Linked DNA regions of Homo sapiens: region 2 is linked to region 1. A link is a loop called in an ENCODE intact Hi-C map of the cell type or tissue named here. Cell type or tissue: left ventricle myocardium inferior. All regions are shown on one strand. Each heading gives the region's core, and the rest is flanking DNA. Links, peaks and the distances in the headings are about the cores only.

Evidence for each region. A loop is a pair of places that touch in the nucleus more often than their neighbours do. Peaks named below come from ENCODE experiments on the same cell type or tissue, not always from the same donor. Only the 100,000 strongest peaks of a DNase experiment are listed, where the experiment ranks them.
Region 2: a loop joins it to region 1, with 6 times the contacts of the local background. A loop is called at or near these places in 1 of 110 quality-filtered maps.

The regions. Positions count from the first base shown.
Region 1 is chr17:79,111,349-79,119,666 of GRCh38, reverse strand. RBFOX3 (RNA binding fox-1 homolog 3) reads left to right here. Exons shown (of 15, transcript NM_001350451.2): 5 at 3,919-4,173. The coding sequence starts at 3,952. Among named protein-coding and RNA genes, the nearest start is that of ENGASE, 41 kb to the right of the region's middle. RefSeq lists an enhancer at 1,999-2,903. In left ventricle myocardium inferior, for the core only: no CTCF peak of the experiment used is centred there; a DNase peak (open chromatin) is centred at 4,996; H3K27me3 peaks cover 7,761 bases.
Region 2 is chr17:79,396,288-79,404,605 of GRCh38, reverse strand. The region is part of intron 2 of RBFOX3 (RNA binding fox-1 homolog 3); the gene reads left to right. Among named protein-coding and RNA genes, the nearest start is that of RBFOX3, 210 kb to the left of the region's middle. RefSeq lists an enhancer at 148-649 and a silencer at 3,166-3,340. In left ventricle myocardium inferior, for the core only: CTCF peaks have their summits at 3,099 and 3,300 (motif pointing left); a DNase peak (open chromatin) is centred at 3,335; H3K4me3 peaks cover 458 bases; H3K27me3 peaks cover 7,889 bases.

The DNA.
Region 1 (8,318 bases), core at 38-8,037:
TGACCATTTGCGGATGGAGAAACCTGTGCAGAGAGGACAGACAGTCACCAGGACCACCTGGTGGCTAAGAGGGGACATTGGAGCCCATCCCCGTGCATTGCAGGGTCTAGACCCCGATGCTTGGCTGTGAAACCTCCTCTCCCTTGCAAACCACCCTGGGCAGGGCTACAATTCCATGTGGAGGTGCATATGGTGGGTTTGGGATCCTGGCTGCCAGTGCTGCTCTCTGGGGTCCTCCCATACTAGTTTGGCAAATCACTTTGTCTCTACACCTCGGTTTTATTAGCTGGGAAAGGGGGAAGTGTCCACTCAATGAGTGAGCGTCTGTAAAAGCAGGGAGCACTGTGGGCTCAAATATGCTGTTTTATTCTAGTGTCACAAATGTCCCTAAAATGTCCCCATCTGCTAGGGACCTCTTGCCCACCACAGATGCCCTCAGATCTGGCACCTACTGCCGGAGCTCCCCCCTTTATGTTGGCGGGTTCGCCTGTCATTTGTTAGCTCAGGGCTCTGGGCTTCAGCCCTGCAGAACCTCAAGTGAGAGTGATTGGCAGCTGTCATTCAGCCCCAAGTTGAATGACAGGGATTAGAGCCCTGCAGAGGGTTAGAGGTAGGGTGAGAAGGAAGCAGATGGGACAGGAGCTGCGCTTTCTTTTTTATTTTATTTTCTTTATTTTTTTTTTTTTTTTTTGAGACAGGGGTTTCCTCTGTCACCCTGGCTGGACCACAGTGGTGTGATCTTGGTTCACTGCAGCCTCAACCTCCAGGCTCAAGTGATGATCCTGCCTCAGCCTCCCACATTACTGGGACTAGAGGCATGTGCCACCACACCTGGCTATTTTTTTTTTTTTTATTTTTTGTAGAGAGGGTTTCACTGTGTTGTCCAGGATGGTCTCGAACTCCTGGGCTCAAGCAATCCTCCCACCTCAGCCTCCCAAAGTGCTGGGATTACAGGAATAAGCCACTGCACCCAACCAGGAGCCCACTCTTTCTCAGGCCTTGGAGGAGGTGGAGGAGGGGGTTGCTGGGAAGACAGTGCAAGGCGGTGAAGGCTCTAATCAAATATTTATCAGCAAATTCATCTCCCCTGTGTCTGCAGGGCCCTCACGCTGTGCCTTCCACACTTTCTCTTGCTCCTGTTTTCCTGATTTTGCCTCTGGCCATCCTGGGTTCTAGATGCTCTCCACCCCTCCTGGGTGCCCTGACTCTCCTTCCCCCTCCTCCTCCCTCATGGATCCACCCCTTCCCACTGGACTCCGTCACCAACACGTTTGCTAACAACGGACGATGGGGCCTCACCAGCTACCTTGGGGCAATGAGCCTGGAACCTCCCACGAGTGTGTACGCATGCACACGTGTGTGCTTCCCTCCCGTGGCTGAGGAGCTTGAATGTCGCCCCAGTTTCAGAGTCTGCAGAGAGAGGGAAGGAGCCAGCTGGCTTTGTGGAGGGGTGGGGATGGGAGGAGGACAGCACTTCTGCTCCTTAGGTTCCCAGTCAGCGAGTCTGTCGCAGGGTGGCGAGCACCGAGACGGCCCCCGCTGCAGAGCCCAGGGCCGGCCGGCACTGGGGGCTTCAGGGAGCAGGGCACGGCTGGGTTGCCCAGGCTCCACCCTTCCAGCTATGCGCACCCACCCTAGGTTGCTGGGCCCCCAGGCAGAGGGTTTGGGGCCATAAACAGAAGGAGGGGGTGGCCGGGTCTGAAGCAGAACACCCAGCCTTGGACCGTCCCTTGGGGCCACCTCCCTGGTGCAGCCAGGTCCCTTGCAGCCCTCAGTGCTGTAACAATGGTTTGACATCGGGTCATTGTTCTCTGAAGCTTTCCTTTCCCGCTGGACTGCAGGCCCCACCAGCAGGGAGCAGGGGCTGTCGGGGTTGCTGTCAACACAGCCCCTGCCCTGGCATGGGCCTGGCACACCCCAGGTACCCCATCAACAGTTGTTGGGTGGATTTGTAGGAACTGAATGAAGGATGCAGAGGACAGGCTAGGGGTGGGGGAGGCAGGACAGAGGTGGACATGCCAGATCCACCTGTGCAGGGAGCATGGGCACATGAGGGGCTCCTCCTTAGCCAGGGGAGGCACTGCCCAGAGGCCGAGAACACAGGAGCCCGGCAGAGGGGGATGTGTGGGTGTGGAGGGAAGCGGGAGAAAGACCGCCCTGCGGGGGCAGCCCCCAGCCTCTGCCTGCACCTAGTAGGTGCTCACTGAACTAACGTGTGTGGTGTGAACAAAGCGTGCGTGGCCCCGGGTGATGGGAGCGTGGGGTGGAGGCGCAGGTGAGGGAGGTGAGCAGCCACTTCCCTGCTGGGCGCTCCTCCTCCCCACCGCAAAGCCCACCTTCAGCAAGGACGCGGACTCCTGCCTGTCCCTGCCAGGGTGGCTGAGCGTCAGACCCATCCACATCTGAGCAGGGGTCCTAACACACTGGGCTGCTCCAGGCAGAGGCGGCATCTGTCCTTCCAGGCAGTGGGGCCTCCTCACCGCAGACTCCTGGGGGGGCGAGTGCCTCGCCTGCTCAGGGGGTCCTGGGCCCCAGGCTGTGTCTGCAGTGGAGGACAGCGAGTGGAGGAGGCCGGAGCCCCTTTCCCTCTGCCGCCTCCGCCTGCACCTTGCTCTCTGGCACTGTGAAAGACCCCAGCCCTCCTCTTGGGATCATAAGGGCTCCCCACCAGGGCTGCTTCTCAGGCCCTAGGTCAGTGGTTCTCAGTGCACGCAGATTGCTGGAGGAGGCCTGGGGTGCGCCCTGGAACCCGCATTGCCCACCAAAAAGCTCCCAGGTGCTGCTGATGCTGTGGGCCCAGGCCACTTTGACAACCACTGCCCTGTATTGCTGCTGGGGTCCTGCCCAAGGGCCTGGGCTTCTAAGAGCCTCTGAGAGTGGCTGCAGGAGCAGTATTCCCCGCTTGGGGCAGCAGGCCTTTGAGGGGGCACAGACAGATCTTTGAGAGTTCCTCAGAGATCCTTGACACAGAGGCTGGAACCCTCCCTGCCCCCCGACACACCTCACTGTCATGGCCATCACTGGCAGGGGAGGCAGGAGGCCCTGAGTTCAGCTTCTGCACAGTCACTTCCAGGGATCCAGGTGCGGGCTGGGCAGCGCCGCCCTCTCACTTCTGCTTTCCAATGACAAAACTGAGGCTTAAAATTATTTGAAGATGAAGTTTCGCTCTCATCACCCAGGCTGGAGCGCAATAGTGCGATTTTGGCTCGCTGCAACCCCTGCCTCCCAGGTTGAAGTGATTCTCCTGCCTCAGCCTCCCGAGTAGCTGGGATTATAGGCACGTGCCACCACATCCCGCTAATTTTTGTATTTTTAGTAGAGATGGGGTTTCACCATGTTGGCCAGGCTGGTCTTGAACTCCTGACCTCAGGTGATCCACCTGTCAAGGCTTAAAATTCTTGAGGTGGGAAGGAGATGGGTTGGCTCTAAAAGGGGAAGAGCAGTAGTCCTCATGCTGCTGGAACATTCTGTGTGTTGTGTGAATCCATGTCAGTATCCTGCTGGTGGTGGTTTTATGGATGTTACCGTGAGGACCCTGGTTACAAGGTGTACAGATCACTGTGTTACTTCTTACAGCTGCACGAGCCTACAGTTACCTTAAAATGGTTAATTTTTTTAAAATCAGGTAGTTTACAAAAACCCTTCAGTTGTTCTTGTACCCAGGTCTGACAAGTGTGAGTAAATGGGCTGAACTCCAGGGGTGTCTGACTCCAGAGCCAGGCTCCCCGGCATTCCCAGCGCAGCACCCCCTCCTGCTCTGAGCTGGTGCCCATGCCGGCGAGCCCCCCTTGGAGGGGCCGGGGAAAGGCTGCTGAAAATACTGCTGGAGAAGCTCTGCTCAGCCACAAGGCCCCATCCTCAGGGGCTCCGGGAAGGGGACAAGATTCTAACCAGGCCTTGCTCTCTCTCCTTCCACAGAGCGATCAGGACGCCACGGCTCCGCCTGAAGCGATGGCCCAGCCCTACCCCCCCGCCCAGTACCCCCCTCCGCCACAGAACGGCATCCCTGCCGAGTACGCCCCGCCCCCACCGCACCCCACGCAGGACTACTCCGGCCAGACCCCGGTCCCCACAGAGCATGGCATGACCCTGTACACACCAGCACAGACCCACCCCGAGCAGCCAGGCTCCGAGGCCAGCACACAGCCCATCGCCGGGACCCAGACAGTGCCGGTAAGGGCCCCCACGACCCCAGGCCCAGCCCTGGAGCTTCAGGGAGGAGCACCCACCCAGAAGAAGGGTGGCCCAGAAGGGCATGAGGTGTACCAGGTGGGCGAGGGGCCTGGGCAGGGCCTCTGTGTGTGGAGGGCAGGCCTTTTACGGGGCTCCTGGGCCAGAAGTCACCCCCAGTGAAGGCATTTCCAGCCCCTGCTCGACCCCCGGCGCCAAGGAGCTTTGTGATGAGCAGGCATCTGGAGGAATGGCCGGGCACCTAGGGGTGGGGTGGCAGCCACCGTCCTCCAGCCGCCTGGGCCTGGCTTCCCTGCTTCGAGCAAACACTCACCCCAGCTGGGAGGTGTCCTCGCTGCCAGAGACCTGTTAGTGGAAAGTGAAGGAGACGGGCGGAGGGCAGAGGCAGAGCCGTGGAGGTGGCCCAGGGCCCTCCGAGCTGCCTCGGGTTGCAGGCCCTCCTATCATTTCTAATCACTTGTAATCTACCTGCTTGGCTGGCCTCCAATCAGATAGCTTCAATTATGTGGTTGTAATGCAGCTCCCAGGCAAAAGTGCTGAGCCCTCACTTCTCAGATTTCCTGAGAGCAAAGAGAGCCAGCAGGGAGTGGCCAAGCGGCTGGCCTGGAGTGGGCTCTGGGTACAAAAACCAGGCCCTGCCTCCACCCACCCCCCAGAGCCCCAGCCGGCCTATTCCTTTTGTCTGGTCCCCTCCACTGAGATCTCCATGTGCCTCCCCTGCCCCTGCTCTGGGGCTCCAGGTTCATCCAACTGTCCCCGCTGGCCCTGTCCCAGCCGCTGGATGTGCTAGCTGGCGGGGCTGGGCAGGAGGCCAGAGCTCTCTGCACTGCCCGGGAGTGGCACCGCCCCGGCGGCTCCCAATGGGGGTCCCCCTCCCGACTGCCTCAGCCCTCCTGCCGTCCAGCCTGGCTCCCAGCGTGCTGCGTGGACGCAGATAGGAGCCTTCCCCCGGTGCATGTGTGGGCAGGGGCTTCCTCCAGCGTCACCCAGGCCCTCTGCCGAGAGAGCCCACCCAGCCACCTCCTGGGCTGGACCCGACCCTCATCTGGCACCCAGGCGGTGCCTTTCCTCCCTGCTTGGAGCCCCGCCCAGCCCGAATCTGCCCCGAGACCATCAGCCTTTCCAGCGCCCCCAGCATCCTGATACCCAGGGTTCCTACAGCCACAGGACACACATGGAAAAGGCCAGGCCCCAGGGTGGTAGAAGCAGGGGCCAAGCTTCCCTGTCTGCTCTGGTTCTTATTCATCAAACCCACGCCCTGTGTGTGCTTAGAAAAGACAGAGATGATCCCAGGAGCCAAGCCGGGTTCACCATAAACAAGTCACGCTAGAGCAGGCTGGGTCTCCTTCTGACTGACTCCAGTAGACACAGCTTATCTGCTCAAACCTCTGACAGCCACCTTATGGACAGACGAGGGGGTCTCTCATGGTGAGCCTCAGGGGTTCGTCCCAGAAGAAAACCAGAAGCAGGAGGGTCAGACACACAGATAACACAGCTTGGGGACGGACCTAGCACTCTAACTGAACAACAGAACCGAGGCCAGATGCCTCCTGGACACCTGGGGCCACCAGACACAGCCTACCAGGACACACATAAAGTCTTCCTTCACTCGGCAGACATTTGCTGAGCACCTGCCGTGTTCCAGGCACTGAATTGGCACTGAGGCTACAAAGAAGAAAGGACCCAGCCCTGTCCCCTAGTTCCTGCCACGCAAGGACAGGAAAGTCAGAAACAGAGGCTGGCTTGGGTCTGGCTTGCCCGTGAGAGGCCACAGACCATGGAGAGAATCCCCGAGTGAGCAGCAGCTGCTGAAAAGGTGAATGCTGCATCCAATGAAGTACTCTCCAACCAGGAGGATGGGAGTCTCACCACCCAGTTATTAGCCTCCAGAGCCTCCCAGGAAGCGTGTCCAGGTGGGAAGCACCCAGAGCCCAGAGGATGGACAGACGGCCTTGACCTTCCTTTCTTCAGGCTGGGGTCTCTCAGGTCTGGCAGAGGGTTCAGGGTCATGGTCTGCAGATCTTTCATCCAGGGACCCAGAGGAGAGAGTCATCCTCCATGACCTGCACCCAGGGCAGGGCTGCAGGCAGAAGTTACGGCATCGGCGTGGTGCCCCACGAAGAACAAAGACCTGGGCCTCCTCAGAGGCCATGCGCTCCCCAACCTTGGAGTATTTGTTCATGCAGAGCCTTCCTACCTTGGAAGGCAGCTGGAGAGGGTGTTCTAGATTCCAGGAGCTCCTTCCTCCCAGAGGCTGCCCGGCACTCACAGCTGAAGGCCGAACGCCTCCCTGCTGGCTCAGGTGTCCCCAGACCCTGTCCCTGGGTCATCAGCAGGGCCCTTTCAGCTCACTCGAGCCTCCCCTTGGCCCTGCCCCAAGCAGCCTGGTATTGTGGTCTAGATCTTCGGGATAGGAAGTGGGATGAGTTCAGAGCTTTGGTCCAGACCTGCCTAGGTCAGAGTGTCTTCCTGAGCTCCCGGGGCACTCGAGGGCCCGTGTGCAGCCACCAAGTACCCTGGTCTCTTCCTTCCCCACCATCCCTGAAGTCCTACCCAGCCCACCCCCCCCCCGAGAGCCTGCTGCCCAGGTTGGCACCAGGTCAGGGCACACAACCCCCTGGACGCTCCCTGGACCCAGATGCCACCCAGAGGCCACTGGGGCTTCCCGCCCTCTCGCCCAAGGGGACTTCCTTCTGCTGGTGAGCATGGGCTGCCCTGGCAGTTGGTGTGGCCAGGGCAGTGGAGAGGGGGAGCTTGGAGTGCCTGTCCAGCCCCCACATCACCCACCCCACTGGTAGCTGTGGCAGAGCCGGCCCCTAGACGGCAGGGTCCTGTCCAGGCCCGGGGGCCCACACAGGCAGCCTGTTCCGTTCTAGGACCTGGGGCTGATGGCGTCGATGGGAGAGAGCAGTGGCCCCTGCAGCCCATCCCCATGCCTCAGACCTCTCCGTCTCCTCCACCCCAGGATCCTCAAAGACAGCCTGGGCCCCAGCTCCGGAAAGGCCTTCCTGGAATTTCTGGAACCACGAGGCCTCTTCCTGCTCCTCCTCCCCCGAGGAGGGTTTCCAGCCAGCAATTGGTGGGAAGTCCGTGTTCATCCAACTCAGGGCCTTTCCCGACACCTCCACCACCCAGGTGGGATGCACCCCTCAACCCCTAGTCACAGAAGCACAGCTGACCCTGCAGAGAGAAACATGGGGTTCCTGGGGGCCACCGGTCCCTCACCGACACTGAGACTTCCCACAGAAGGCGGAGCGTGCACTGATTTTTGTGGTCTCGATACCCTCGGGTGGGTCCCGACCACCCCCAGTGACTTTCCAGCTACATCATTCCCCAGGAAGGCTCCTCCCCTCTGAGCAGGACACCTCTTTTCACCGTCCAGAAATACGGAGGCTCCTTCCTGGTGGGGCAGGGGCGTCTCTGCTCATCCGTGATGGGAAGGGACATGTGACAAGAACCCACAAGGGGCACGCACACCTGCACATAGGCTCCGTTTCTCTCACCGCTCACCACGACATCACCTGCCTTCTCTGGACAAAAGCAGCAAAGGGTACAGAGTGCGATGAGGGGCTGCGGAAGGACCGGGGGACCCCATCTCACTACCTTGAGCCACCCCCAGGGTCTGTGTTCCCCAGCAGGGGTCACCATCTGGAGCATGTATTCACTCACTCGGGGTCACGCAGGTGCCAGTACTGTGGGCCCTTGGGAGTCTTTGTGCTCAAGGGACCCTCAGCTTGCTAACGGGCCGGGCATGTTGGCTCACGCCTGTCACCCCAGCACTTCGGGAGGCCGAGGCAGGTGGATCACGAAGTCAGGACTTCCAGACCAGCCTGGCCAAGATGGTGGAACCCTGTCTCTACAAAAATACAAAAATTAATCGGGCATGGTGGCTCGTGCCTGTAATCCCAGCTGCCCGGGAGGCTGAGGCAGGAGAATCACTTGAACCCAGGAGGTGGAGGTTGCAGTGAGCTGAGATCACGCCGCTGCACTCCAGCCTGGGCGACAGAGCAAAACTCTGAGAAAAAGAGAGAGAGATTAGCACGCAGATAAAAAAAATGCCAGACAAAGCACGGAGGGTCACTGTGGAGGGCCAGCCAGGTAGAGGGAGACGGGATGAGACTGGTGTT
Region 2 (8,318 bases), core at 3-8,002, 280 kb before region 1:
GTGGAGCTGGTGGCCTGGATGTGGGCAGAGGAGAGGGCGCCGGGGCTGAGACTGGACCCCCAGTGCTTCTTGGCTTCTCACAGGCTGGCCCTCTGCGTCCATCTGTGTCTCCTGCCATCTTTGGGCCAGCTGCGTGACCTGGGCACAGAGGGCTTTGCAGCAGAGTGGGGCCGTGTGGCCTGGGGTGCCCGCGGGCTGGGACTCCTTGACACGTGCTCTGGTCCCAACTCCTTGCATCCCTCATGCCCGGAGTGTAGACTGCTCACCTCAAAGAGTTGGCTTAGGAGGGAGGAACCAGTGCCTAGCCAGGCCCCTGGTGGGCTGGGACATGGAGGGCTCCCACCGCTGTGGCCCTGCCCACGCCCACTGTCCTCACGGGCCTCAGTCCTGCGGCTTCCCGCCAGCTTGTTCTCTCCCCCTCAGGCTCCCCCAAATCTGTGTGTTCAACTGAGAGTGGGGACGGGACACTGGCATCACCCTTGGCAGGGAAGGAGTGAGAAGAGAGGACCATAGAAAATGAACATCCTGGGCCGGGTGTGGTGGTTCACGCCTGTAATCCCAGCACTTTGGGAGGCCAAGATGGGTGCATCACGAGGTCAGGAGATCAAGACCATCCTGGTTAACATGGTGAAACCCCGTCTCTACTAAAAATACAAAACTTAGCCAGGCGTGGTGGCGGGCGCCTGTAGTCCCAGCTACTCAGGAGGCTGAAGCAGGAGAATGGTGTGAACCCGGGAGGTGGAGCTTGCAGTGAGCCGAGATCGCGCCACTGTACTCCTGGGTGACAGAGCAAGACTCCATCTCAAAAAAAAAAAAAAAAAAAGAAAAAGAACATCTGGGAGCTTGTGCTGGGGGAACCTGAGAGGACGGGGCCTGGGCAGGTTTGCCCTGACACAGATGCCTGGAGGGCGGGTGAGGGGGCAGTGTACTGGGGGACAGGGAACAAGCCCCGCCCTGCCCAAGCCAGGAAAGCCACCAGGGACTTTCCCACCGAAGCTGTCCGGGACGTTCCCACCACAGCACAGCCCTCAGTGGCTAGACCTGTGGGTCTGTGGAAGCTGGACCTGTGGAGCTGTGGGGCTGACGGGGGTGGAAGTCCATGGTGGGGCTGTGTTCACGGATTATTCCTGAGCTCTGGAGTCTGGAAGTCAGGCTTGCCCACCTGTAGGTGACAGATATCCCTGACAGAGGTGCCCATCCACAGGAGCCTGAACCCCCCATGGGAGCTGCCCGTCTCTAATTTGCACAGATCCCTGACCTCAGGGGCAGCCCTGCTGCCGGGACCTGGCCCCACCTGGTAGGGGTGTGGGCCTTGCCAGCCAAGGGCCTTCTAGGACAGTCTGGCAAGCTAAAGGGCGACCAGCAGGCTCTCAGCCATCAGGAGGACATACAGGGTGGTGGGGAGGGTCTTGCTTTTCACCGCCCCTCCCCAAGCACCAAGGGAGGCCTGTTCAGGGCCCCAGCGAGGGGGAGGGAGCCAAGTCTTCCTCCTTCCCCCTGGCTGCAGTCCTCTCCCAGCAAGGCCACTGTGTCCCTTCCGAGATGAGAAAAGGTCCAGGGGTTAGTGTGCCTGGTGGGAGGGTCAGCCCTTCCCACAGCAGAGCAGATGAAGACCTTCAGCATGATCTGATGGCGATCCTGATGAGCCTTCTCTTTGCCGGGCACGTCCTGTGGGTCAGGCTCCTGCTGAGAATGTGACCTGCAACCTCGGGGCAGCCCCACGACATCCGGGAGGGTAGGTACTGCTCACACCCCCATAGTAGAGATGAGAAAACTGAGGATCCAAGCTGGATCCGGGTCAGAGGCAGAGGGTGCACTGGCTCTGACCCCGGGCTGTCCAACTCCAAACCCGTGCTCTGAAATCCCATCCCATCACCTGGCACTGAGCCTTCACCTGGTCCTCCCATCGTCCAGCCTCCTGTTTCACAGACAAGGAGACCGAGAGCCAAAGATGATAGCCAGTCGTAGAGCTCAGCGTCCAGGCCCTGGCCCACCCTTTCCTGTGCAGTGGGGTCCCCACCACCCCATGTGGCTCCTGCTTTGTCTGTGTCCGCCCCGCGGGGCCCCCTGCGCTCACTCCAGCGGGAGCCCTACAGCTTCTCAGGGGATCGTTAATCCCCGTTAGCACAAGCAAACAAACTCCCCGCTCCATTTATTTCATGGGGCTCCCAATTTAATTAGGTTTCCCAGTTTTCCGCCTGTCCTGGGCCAATCACTCCTTAAAACAGTGGAGAATTCATTTGCACCTGCTGTCAGAAAGCGTCTCTCCCCAGTTAGAAAAATAATTAAGCCATCATCACACATCAGGGGTAATGAATCACCATTTTTCATTCAGTTCGCAGGTCGTTTGTTTTCTTCTGCACTGGCAAAGGAGGTGCAAACTAAATTTGAGCAGCTGCCAAGTGGATCCTGCCTCCCTTGCAGAGCCCCTTCCCTTCTTCTCTCTCCAGAGACCCCTTTTCTCCTTGAGTGGTGCCATGGGGACAGCAGCCTCTGAGCATGCCCAGCTCTGCCTGGGTCCTCCACCCTGGGCTCCTGGTGGTGGGCCACAGATTGTCCCCTGCTTCTGCTCTTTCTCAGGTGTGACTCCCAGGTGGCTGCTCTGCAGGTAACGTGGAAGGTCTCACCTGTAAGAGAGCCGTATGCGGTTCCTGTGGTCACCAGAACGGATGACCACAACTGTGTGGCTTCAACAGCAGCATTTATGCTCTCACAGCTCAGGAGGCCAGAGTCCAGGATCAAGGCAGGGCCGCGCTCCCTCGGGAGGCTGGGGCTGGTGTGTCAAGCTGCTGTATCTGGAGCCGGTCGTCAGACCCACAATGATATCTGAGTGGGTACAGACCGTGAACTGCTGGGCCAGGTGCCCTGGGGCTCATAGAGAGGACGCCCCATGTAGGAACTTACAGACCCGTCACGGAGCAGGCTCAGCGAACGTCCAAACACGGGGCATGGGATCGGGGTGAAGGGAGAAATGAGCTGCGGAATACTGGAGTGTTGTCTCCTTTAAAAGTGAAACAAAAGAAATAGGTTCCCCTCTCCCATTCCCTCCCCTCTCCCTCTGCACTGAAGGCAGGGTCTCACGTGCACACTGGGAACACACACGCAGGACAGGGAATAAGGCGTTTGCATTTTGCAGACTCTCTCAAGGTGGTCTCATTGATTGGCTGATTGGTTGACTGTACCCCTGGATCATGAAGGAGTCGTTTTGGGGGGCTCACTGGCTCTTCTTATTTTTTTGTCTTCCCATTTGGCTTGAAGTTGACCTATTTTAAAGTGGTAGTAGCCCCGTTCTACCACCTGGTGGGGCGCGTGAGCAGCAGCGTGCGCAGGGGCGTGGCTCCCGCCGCTCAGGGCTCCTTTCCGAGAAGCTGGCTGTGAGTGGAACCTGACCGCGGAGCCCCGAAGTTCTTATCTTTCCTTTGATCGTTCCTGTAGGAATTGATCTCCCCTGCCGAACCGCTGTCATTCTAGAAGCAGCTCCAGAAGCGAGCACCAGCGTGGCTGACTGCTCTGCAGGGCAGCACTGGAGAGGCTCTGCGTCTGTGAATTTAAAAATGAACACGCCCGGATCTCTAGCTTTGGAAGTAGGGTTGTGACGACGTGTTTTTCTGTTTTGTCTCGTTTTTGTTCGGAGGAGGATCTCTTGGCACAGGGATGCTAGCTAGGCTGTCTGTAGACACATCCAGGAGCTCCCCAGGTGGCAAGGTGTTGTGGCAGCTTTGTGAGGGGCTGGCCCAGCTTAGGAGAGTGTGGGGACTTCGGTTTTGGCTTCGGAGGTGGCCTGACTGATGCAGAGACCCTCCCAGATCAGGGCAGTGACGGGGCCAACAGGTGCCCCCAAAAAGGGGTGAGTCCAGCTCCCACCTCTCAGTCAACGGGCATTAGAGCAGGAGCTGCTGCATTTGGGACACCCCGCTTACAGCCGCATCTTCCTAGTGTGTCTGAGCCTTCTGCATTCTTAAAACTGTGGTTAATTCGCGGGTCACACGTGAACTCACTTCACCCACCCCCAACACCTTGTGAGGTGGGTGTTATGGGTGAACTGTGTCTCTCTAAGATAAGTTGAAGCGCCAACCTCTGGTACCTGTGAACGTGACCTTATCTGGAAACAGCCTTTGTGGATGTAATCAGGTAAAGATGAGGTCACTAGGGTGAGCCCTAACCCACCATGACCAGTGTCCTTGTAGGAAGACAAAAACGCCGTGTGAAGACACATACAGGAAAAGGCCCCGTGACGGCAGAGGCAGGGTTGGAGAGACTCGGCTACAAGCCCGGGAGCCCCTCGGGTGGCTCCAGAGGCTAAGAAGCCATGAGGAAGAATTCTATCCGGAGTCTCAGCAGGAGCTTGGCCCTGCTGACCCCTTGGTTTGGGGCTCCTGACCTCCAGAATGTGAAGGAAAAAATTCATGTTGCTCTGAGCCACCCAGTTTGTGGCTCCCCTCTGGAGTTCCAGAGCCCCGTGGTGCATTTGTTTCACTGTCAGACTTTTTCCCCACTCCAAACCCCATTCCCCGAGAATCCTGCTCCGATCCTGATCCCAGGGGCAGTGTTGGAAGTGTCTGGAAACCGGTTAAATCAGCAGTGGCTCCACTGTCCCTCCAGCACTCCTGAGAGAATCTGTGGGTAGAGACAAGCAGTGGGTGAACCTGGATATCTCCAGACCTTTCCTGAGTGATGGGAAACGATGTCTAGATTCCAGAGCGGGAGTTAGACTGTCCTGCACTAGCCAGTTAAGGACAACGTTCACTTGGAGAGAAAGCCAGCATTCTTTCCAGCGGCGCGTTCACGCTTGCTGAAGACGGGAGCGCCCGAGGGTCTGTGGTGTCTGCTGCTCCCCGGGGAGGGGCCTCGGCTACATCTGCCTGAGAAGCCAGCAGGAAAAGGTGATGAGAACATCAGAGTTTAAAAACAGGTTTTCATAATGGACATTGTCTTTTGGTTTCAGCAGCACTTTTCCCACAAAATTAAAGGTAGATTTTTTTTGCTTTCTCCTTTGTGACTGCTGGGAGAGCGTGGCCTGCTGGGCCCTGGTGCGGCCACCGTGTGGGATTTTGCTAAATTTGATGACCCCTGATGGTGAAAAGTCCTCCCTGAACCACTGTCTTGAAAAGATGGCAAAAAAAAACCATCCCTGCCCTCCACATGGAACCTGCAGTCACGCCAGGAAAACCCTTCATGAAAGCTGGTGCAATGCTGTCACTCTAATCAGAAGCGCGAGCCGTGCACGGAAGCAAAACTGCTGATTTACCAGCTGTGTGTGTGCGGGCACGCACCTTTGCCTCCCGGTGCCTCGGTTTCCTCATTTGTGAAGCGGGGATAGCCTCACCCACGGTACGCATTTCCTGTGGCCGCTGTAACAAACTGCCACGGACTGGGTGGCTGGAAACACAAGATTTTTTTTTAACATTCTGGAGGTCAGAAGCCCAAAACCAAGGGGTCAGCAGGGCCATGCCCCCTCTGAGACTCCAGGTAGAATCCTCCCCACGGCTTCTTAGCCTCTGGGGGCCGCCAGCCACCCGAGGGGTTCCCGGGCTTGTAGCCGCGTCACTCCAACCCTGCCTCTGCCGTCATGCGTCCTTCTCTCATGCATGTCTTCACACGGTGTTTTCCTCTTCCTACAAGGACACCAGTCATGGTGGGTTAGGGCTCACCCTATGACCTCATCTTTACCTGATTACATCGGCGAAGGCTCTGTTTCCAAAGAAGATCTCGTTCACAGGTACCAGGGGTTTGCGCTTCAACTTATCTTAGAGGGACACAGTTCAGCTGTGCACTGTGTGTGTTGGGTGGGCGAAGTGAGTCCCCAGGTGAAAAGTGGTCAGACTCGTGACTGGCCCCCGGTAAACATCACGTAGATGGCCACTGTGCCCCTGCCCTTACTACTTTATGCACTCACATCTCCCAGGGTAATTCCGCTCTCTCAGCCTCAGCGCTGCTGCTACGTGGGAGCCGCATCGTCGCCCACGGTGGAGGCCGCCCTGTACGCTGCAGGGCATTCAGCAGCACCCCTGGCCTCCACCCACCAGATGCCAGAAGCCCCTCCCTCAGTTACGATGACCAACAATGTCTCCAGACATTGCCACGTGTCCCTCCCCAGGAGGTAAAATTACTCTCGGTGGAGAGCCGCTGACGTGGTTTATGTGGTGTACGTATGTTAAACGCTGACAGATATCGTCAGGCTGTGTCCTCCTGCCAGGCCTCGCCAGTTCACATCCCATAGTGGGTCCCCACATTCTGGGGTGACGGGACACCTTCACCCTTTCCCACTTTTCTGAAACCGTGGTGCAAATTGATGCAATGAAGCCTCGTCTAGGCCAGGAGCGCCTCAGGGCTGGACGCTCCCATACTTGGGGGGCAGTTCTGGGAGTTTCTGCAGGCCTCCTTTCTGGTGCATAATGAGCCTCCCGAGGCCCAGCAGGATCAGGACTGCTCTCAGCACTGCTTGTATTTTCTCTTTCTTGCAAAGCACTAGATTGGGCTCTAATTGCTGCTCAGCTGCAAAGCCCTGACTCTGGGGCCCCGACAAGGCGCCCAGAGCCTCGTTCGGGCTCCGAGTCTTCCTCCTCTTTAAACTCCTGTGATACTGTCTGTACCCTAAAGCTGTCTGGGTGGGGGTGTGCAGGACCGCAGACGAGAATATTCTGAAAATCCGCCGCCGGACAGATTCGTGACGGCGTCTCACGGTGATCCAGGACGGAAAATCCATCTTCCCAGCCCCAGGGCCTCTGTTTGTGGTTGTAGCTTTCGGTGCTGGCATCGAACTGTCAAGGCTGAGACACCTCCCCTGCCCACCGCTGTGGCCTGAGAAAGGTATCCAGAAAAACAGAGGGTTCCCCGACGTCCTGGAGGCCTCCCGGGGGTGGTAACAGGTCCCTGCCGTGACTCCTGTGATGCAGCTGGTTTATCTCAGCCATTGGACCATGTCGTAAAGGAAAAGATGTCAGTGAGGTGTGAGCTGGGCTGCTCTAAATCAGACACTATGGCCAGCTCACCTGGCCCGAAGCTTAAATCTGCCCTAGGTTGATTTTGATGGGAAATGAGGTATGCGAGGAGGCTCTTAATGGGCTTTTCTAAACTTCTGGGGGTGGGGGTCGCACTTTTTTTTTTTTTTTGGGGATGGAGTCCTCCTCTGTTGCCCAGGCTGGAGGGCAGTGGCATTATCTTGGCTCACTGCAACCTCCACCTCCCGGGTTCAAGTGATTCTCCTGCCTCAGACCCCCGAGTAGCTGGGACTACAGGTGTGCGCCACCAGGCCCAGCTAATTTTTTTTTTAAATTTTTTATTTTTAGGAGAGACAGGGTTTCACCATGTTGGCCAGGATGGTTTCGATCTCTTGACCTCATGATCCGCCTGCCTCGGCCTCCCAAAGTGCTGGGATTTCAGGCGTGAGCCACTGCGCCCAGCCCACGCTTCTTAAAAGGATAGTCACTTATTTGAATGTAAATAGTGATGCTATGGCAAGGAAATCCTGCCTGTCCGCGGGGCTGTGGGGAGGCGTCTCCTGGAAACACTGATGCTGTGAAAGTGACAAAGCTGTATTTCTTTATTCCCAAATCCACCCCTTGAGACAGGTCGTCCTTGCAGCCAGGAAGCATTTCCAAGATTCAGGCTCTGCGGCTTAGCCTGGTGCGCGTTCCCTGCCGCTGTGACAGGGGTTCGTTCTCCTTGCAGACTTCCCTACCATGGATGACAGGTCCCACCCTGGCCCGGCTTCACGGACCCGTGACCGGTGGAGGCGCTGGAAGCTGCACTCAGAAGGGATCCAGGCTGGGTTTCATGCCCTGTTGTTGCTGTCTGGGAATTCTGGACAACTTTTTAATGAGGGGATGGTCCCTGCAAATTATGTAGCTGGTCCTGCCCACAGCCTGGGGCCCGAGGGGGACAGCTTTCATCCCTCCGAGCAGTAGGTGGGCCTACCCAGGCCAGCTGGACAATGACAGCCCTCCTGAGTCTGGGTCCCTTTTTTCTCTGGATAATGACGGGGTGGCCAGCACCTGTGAGGATGCCCTCCCACTTAGAGAGCAGGGTGGGCATAGGGCTGGGGAGGGGGTCTCAGGGGGAGTCAGAATAAAATTTGCATTAAGGAAGGAGGTCCTTTCCCCCTTTCTGGAAAGAAACCCTTAATTCTTCTGGTATCATTGTGCTGGAGAAGACAGAGGTTTATTTCAGGGAGTGGGGAGCCCCTTTTCCTTAGGATGCTGCATTTTAAAGGGCAAGGCCAGGATGAGCAGGGAGAGAAGCAAGAGTCCTCGTGGGCAGCAGAGGTCACTTTGCAGCATCTCAGACGCACAGACACAGGGAGCTTCAAGTTTGGGCTT